2 separate regions of the Homo sapiens genome follow, and region 2 is linked to region 1. A link is a contact called in ENCODE Hi-C data. All regions are on one chromosome and are shown on one strand. The core of a region is the stretch at or near the end of the contact, and the rest is flanking DNA. Distances in the headings are between cores, read along the strand shown. Region 1 holds the start of SLC17A5 (solute carrier family 17 member 5). Region 2 holds the start of LMBRD1 (LMBR1 domain containing 1).

The links. Hi-C counts contacts between places; a loop is a spot of excess contacts on that map. Pooled maps may share reads with other maps.
Region 2: a loop to region 1 is called in a map of CD8-positive, alpha-beta T cell, with 10 times the contacts of the local background. The contact joins the promoter of LMBRD1 here to the promoter of SLC17A5 in region 1. A Hi-C loop is called at or near these places in 3 of 168 maps with a recorded cell type or tissue (CD8-positive, alpha-beta T cell and naive thymus-derived CD4-positive, alpha-beta T cell), 1 of 37 single-sample maps with no recorded cell type and 11 of 50 pooled maps.

Annotation. Positions count from the first base shown.
Region 1 is chr6:73,652,735-73,655,434 of GRCh38, reverse strand. It overlaps SLC17A5 (solute carrier family 17 member 5), which reads left to right and starts at 1,443. Exons shown (of 11, transcript NM_012434.5): 1 at 1,443-1,642. The coding sequence starts at 1,549. RefSeq lists an enhancer at 239-328 and a silencer at 1,328-1,997.
Region 2 is chr6:69,795,623-69,798,322 of GRCh38, reverse strand. It overlaps LMBRD1 (LMBR1 domain containing 1), which reads left to right and starts at 1,313. Exons shown (of 16, transcript NM_018368.4): 1 at 1,313-1,510. The coding sequence starts at 1,442. RefSeq lists enhancers at 1,392-1,621, 1,250-1,805, 1,932-1,981, 1,806-2,362.

The sequences.
Region 1 (2,700 bases), core at 194-2,693:
ATTAACCATCACACCAGATCTGCTGAATCTGAATCTACATTTTAAAAGGATTTGCCAGGTGACTCTGCATAATCCAGTTTGAAAATTGCATTTTTCTACAACCCTTAGAGAGTGTAAAAATCTACATGGTAATTCAGTAACTCAGAAACAAGGCTTGATTTGCTGCTTTAACTTGAGAACTTTTCTAGCATTTACTGATCTGGAGGTAGGGATGCCTACAGAAATCCTCGCCCTCCCTTCTAGGTAAAGGACCCTCCCCTTTGTTCTCACGTGAACCTCACTAAGCTTCTAACCTGGTTTACTGAATTAGTGGCTTGTGGGTCTTCCCTGTCTACACCAAACTCTCCGAGAGCATCTACATCTTATTTTCTACCTCCACAGAGACAGCCTTTATTGGCGGATCCAGATCTGCCCTGCCAAGGCAAGCTGGGTTTTCCTAGTTTCACTTTCAGAGTCCGCAAATGCTAGCACAATCTATCCAAATTCTATCGTGGAGATAAAGCATGCACACATACATCAGAGGATTCCATAGGTCGAACCATATGAAACTACCTATGTTGATTACTTTTACCTATAAAACCAGCAACATCATAGGACTCAACAAATTTCCATTGCTGTTTTTCCGCCTAAAAGCTATTTTAGGACCAGGAGCAGTGGCTCACGCCTGTAATCCCAGCACTTTGGGAGGCCGAGGAGGATTGCTTGAGCCCAGGAGTTCGAAACCAGCTTGGGCAATATAATAAGACCAAGCCTCTACAAAAATAAAAAGTAGAAACAAAATTAGCCAGATGTGGTGGCATGCTCCTGTAGTCCCAGCTACTTGGGGGAGCTGAAGAGAATCGCTTGAGTCCAGGAGTTGGAGGTTGCAGTGAGCTGCGATTGCGCCACTGCATTCCAGCTTGGGCAACAGAGCAAGACCCTGCCTGGGAGAAAAAAAAAAAAAAAAAAAAGCTATTTTAGGGACAATATGCCGCCACAGTCACGAGGTAAATATGCCGCCACAGTCACGAGGTAGATCGTACAAAGGTTGCTAACAGTATGGCAACTGACCGCTAACAAGCGAATGTCAAGTTGTGAAATGCACACCACCCACTTCCCTAGTTCGGTCGAAGCCCTCCCCTTAATTATGTGCAATTCAAGTCCCCACTGCCCGCCCGCAAGCCCCCACTCATCCTCGCTGCGGGCAGGGTGGCCCCTGCACTTTACAAGGGGGTGCAGGAGCGGGAGACGGTCGTCCGAACACCGGCTCCCCGGCATGCGTAGACCGGCGGGCGGAGCGGGCTCACTTTGCGCCAATCCTACGAGAACTCCCAGAACTCCGCTTCCCTAGTCCAACCCAAGCCAGAGTTGCCCACACCTAAGATGGCGGCGGGGGCGGAGTCGGCGCGGCCGCCTCTGGGCGGGACCGCGGGGACTAGACGTGGCCGCGGGGCGGTGTCATCGCCCCCGCCCCGCCCGGTCCAGCCAGCTCGGCCCGGGGGCTTCGGGCTGTCGGGCCGGCGCTCCCTTCTCTGCCAGGTGGCGAGTACACCTGCTCACGTAGGCGTCATGAGGTCTCCGGTTCGAGACCTGGCCCGGAACGATGGCGAGGAGAGCACGGACCGCACGCCTCTTCTACCGGGCGCCCCACGGGCCGAAGCCGGTAAGCGGCGGGGTCGTCCAGGGGCTTCGAGTGGGCAGCGGTACCGGGGGCGGCGGTCTCTGGGCCGGCATGGCCCGGGTACCCGCACCCTGCGCCGGCGGGACCGGAGCTGCTCAGGCGCGAGGGGACATTAAGAGGGGAGCCCGTTCAGAGTGCCGCTCAGTCCCGCCTGCCTCGGTGCGCAGAAGCCCCTCGGGAACCCCGGGGGCCGCGACCGTGATCGCGGAGCCGAGCCGGGGCCTCGGCAGGTGCAGCCCCACCGGGCGGGGGCGGGGGCGGGGGCGGGGGCGGGGGAGCGGCGGTGCAGCCGGCGCTGAGCTGGTGGTTATTTTGGGTAGTGCTGAGCAAGGGACCCAGTGGAAGAACGAACTGGGAGAGAATCATCAAATGAATGGGCTAAGGTCCGAGCGGAGGACCCCGGTGTAAGAGCAAACTGGAGGAGAAACCTGCAGATCAGTAGGCAGAGGGCTGTCCTTCCCTGTCACCGCTAGGTTTCCGCCACTGCGTATCCGCCAGCATGTGACCTGGTAGCTTCTTAGGCGGGGAGGGAAGACAAAAAAGGACTGGAGTTAACATTTGTGAGTATGCAGAGGGCAACTATTGTATAACCCAGCTGATATCTTGACATTGTGCAGTAAGAGACTAAAAACATCGAGGACATTTTTTTTCCGTCTGGCAGTCTATGATTTAAGTTAGGAAAAGGTTCAGTTATCCTCAAGATACCTATGGAGTTCTAAAGTAATTTGCCAAAGGTCTTGGAACAAATCGAAAAGCAGGTACGTCATAAAGCATCTTCCCTGAATTTGAGAAAATTAAAATATTTTGCTATTTGACACTTTTGTAATATAGTTTATTTAAAAGTAACGAAAACTAAAGAACAAATCAGTTTGAATGCATTCTATAGTTTCAAAGATCTGTGCGTGAGAAAGAGTTGTGTTGGAAATTTGACTTTGGCTAACCCAGAATTGTATAGTTTCTATATTTTTATTTGTTTTTAATGTTACCAGATGGTGGCAGTAGAGGTGGCAACCTTATAGCTCCATCTGGCAGCCGGGAGC
Region 2 (2,700 bases), core at 64-2,563, 3.9 Mb after region 1:
TATTCTCCCCTATTCCCTTCTTATTCTGTCCAGGCAGGAAGGACCATCCTATTTTTTCCCTCAGGCTTCCAGCCGGAAGTAGATTATAGGTAGAGCATAACTCATCACCACATAATACATTGGAAAAAGATGATGGTATTTTTTCTCAGAGTTGTTTCTTGACTACATCACAGTGGTGAAACATGCACTCACACCCCTGTGGACTCAGGTAAGCCATCCCAAGAGTTTCCTCCCTGTGGACTCAGGTAAGCCATCCCAAGAGTTTCCTCCTTCTTCTTCATTGTGGGCCTATGGCAGTGTGTTTTGTTTGCTGATGCATATACCTTTACATACAAAGCTATCATGGAAATTCACAGGCATGCATACATCTGAATAGAAAGGCTATAACATCATGTGATAAGTTCATGTCCAGCCAACCAGTTATCCCGGCTGGGCACCAGTGCCAGTAAATTAGAGTGATTTGGGCAGCTAGTCAACTTTTATTCAGAGTCAGCTGTCTCATGCGTCCGTGTGAAGAGACCACCAAACAGGCTTTGTGTGAGCAACATGGCTGTTTATTTCACATGGGTGCAGGCGGGCTGAGTCCGAAAAGAGAGTCGGCAAAGGGTGGTGGGATTATCATTGGTTCTTACAGTTTTTCGGATAGGAGGTGGAGTGAAGAGCAATGTTTTGGGGGTAGGGGGTAGATCTCACAAAGTACATTCTCAAGGGTGGGGAGAATTACAAAGAAACTTCTTAAGGGTGGGGGAGATTATAAAGAACATTGATCAGTTAGGGTGGGGCAGAAACAAATCACAATGGTGGAATGTCATCAGCTAAGCTATTTTCACTTCTGTGGATCTTCAGTTGCTTCAGGCCAGCTGGATGTATACGTGAAGGTCACTGGGGATATGATGGCTTAGCTTGGGCTCAGAGGCCTGACATCAGCCATTCTTGCAACCTGGTAAGGAGTTCTGCTAATCACACACATTCCACCTTGTACACGAGGGCCAAACTTCCTTTTGGTGAAGAAGTATAAACCTCTAAAATTGACTTGGATCTCCAGGTCCACCTAGCCCATTCTTTGTGGAGTTCCCTTGCTGTTCTAGTCTATCAACTTAGGCTGAGTCAAATATCTCAATAGGTTGCCCAGCTATGAGCCAACACCCTGCTCTGCAGCCCTCCCACATCTCAGCTTGCAGGGAAGCCAGCGAGGGCAGCGTGGTGATGTCACTGCGTCCGCACGCGCCCCGCCCCTGAGCAGTCCTTGCTGCCCCGCCCCCGCTCGGCTCGCCGCCAGGGGACGCTAGTGGGTCCAGTCTCCTTGGCAACCACTTGCTCCTCCCCCTCCGCCCCTTTAACCTTTAGGGTGCGCGGGTGCAGTATATCTCGCGCTCTCTCCCCTTTCCCCCTCCCCTTTCCCCACCCCGGGCGCTCAGGTTGGTCTGGACCGGAAGCGAAGATGGCGACTTCTGGCGCGGCCTCGGCGGAGCTGGTGATCGGCTGGTGCATATTCGGCCTCTTACTACTGGTAGGGGAGGCGCTTGGAGTTTTCCCCATGTTTGGACTGGGGGAGGAAGGGAGGGGCAGGCCCTGCAGTTGGCCTCTCCGGGCCCCGGAGACCCTCTTCGCCCCGCCCCGCTTTTAGCTTGGACTGTGGAGGGCTCCTTAGTGTTGGGGGCTTGGGCGGGCGGCGGGGGCAGGGGGGTGTCGATTTCCGGTCTCTTTTGCTGTCATTTCACCGATGACGTCTAGGGTTGCAGGGTCCTTTTTGGAAGCTCTTGCCGTCATCGCTGACTTGGGCAATGGGGCCGGTGGGGTTTGGGGGCGGAAGAGACCCTCGGGGTTGAGAAGTATGTGGTGGCCTTTCGTCCCCTGTAAAACATTGTCACACGGTGTGGGGCGGCAGCGCTGGATCTTTGCAAGTTAAGTAGGCGCTGGCGTTGTTTACTTGTCACCTTCTCTGTATGTTTTTTCCCTCATTTTCCCTACCCTTGGGGCTAGTGAGTCTCCAACCTCTGTGCCCATTGTGTGATTCTGCCTTGATGACGTGAGTTGCTCGTTCTGACTTCCAGGTGTCACATTCTCTTCTAATCTTTTTTTGATTGGTGTAGATACCTGTGGAGGGCGGAGCTGTAGCCCTCTTTATTACCAGTATCGGAGTATATACTACTACCTGTCTGACCTCAGGTGCTTTCTTTTCCAACGATCTTATTTCTGCATATTCAGTGAGCAAAGTGTAGATAGAAATGTCTCAGAGTGGCCTGGCTATTACTTCCCTGTTCATATTAAAACCCTTTGGTTTATTTGGGAGTTCAATTTATTTCCTTTCATAACTTCTCTACCTTCTCAAATCTTCTCTTTTCTCATCGTCCGAGGCTGTAGTTACTTTCTGTTCTCACGTATTTTGACCTTTTTGCATTGCAAAACAAAAACCTCCAGTTCTGGAAATCAGGCTTGTTTGGTTTTACTTTAATTGTCAGATCCAGTTGGTGTCTGGTACCTATGTAGTATGTTCTAGTAGATTTTTGCAGTAGAGACTAAAAAAAGAAAATAAAAGAAAAGAATGGTGTGAAAATTTAAGAAAAGGATCCTCTTGTTACTGCCATCACTGTCACAGATAAAAACACTGCCTTTACCCTGGAACATGTTAGTCCTCTCTTGGAGGAAATGAAACCCTAAAGGTTGACTGTGGTCTCTGCAGCCACCCAGTCCTGTATT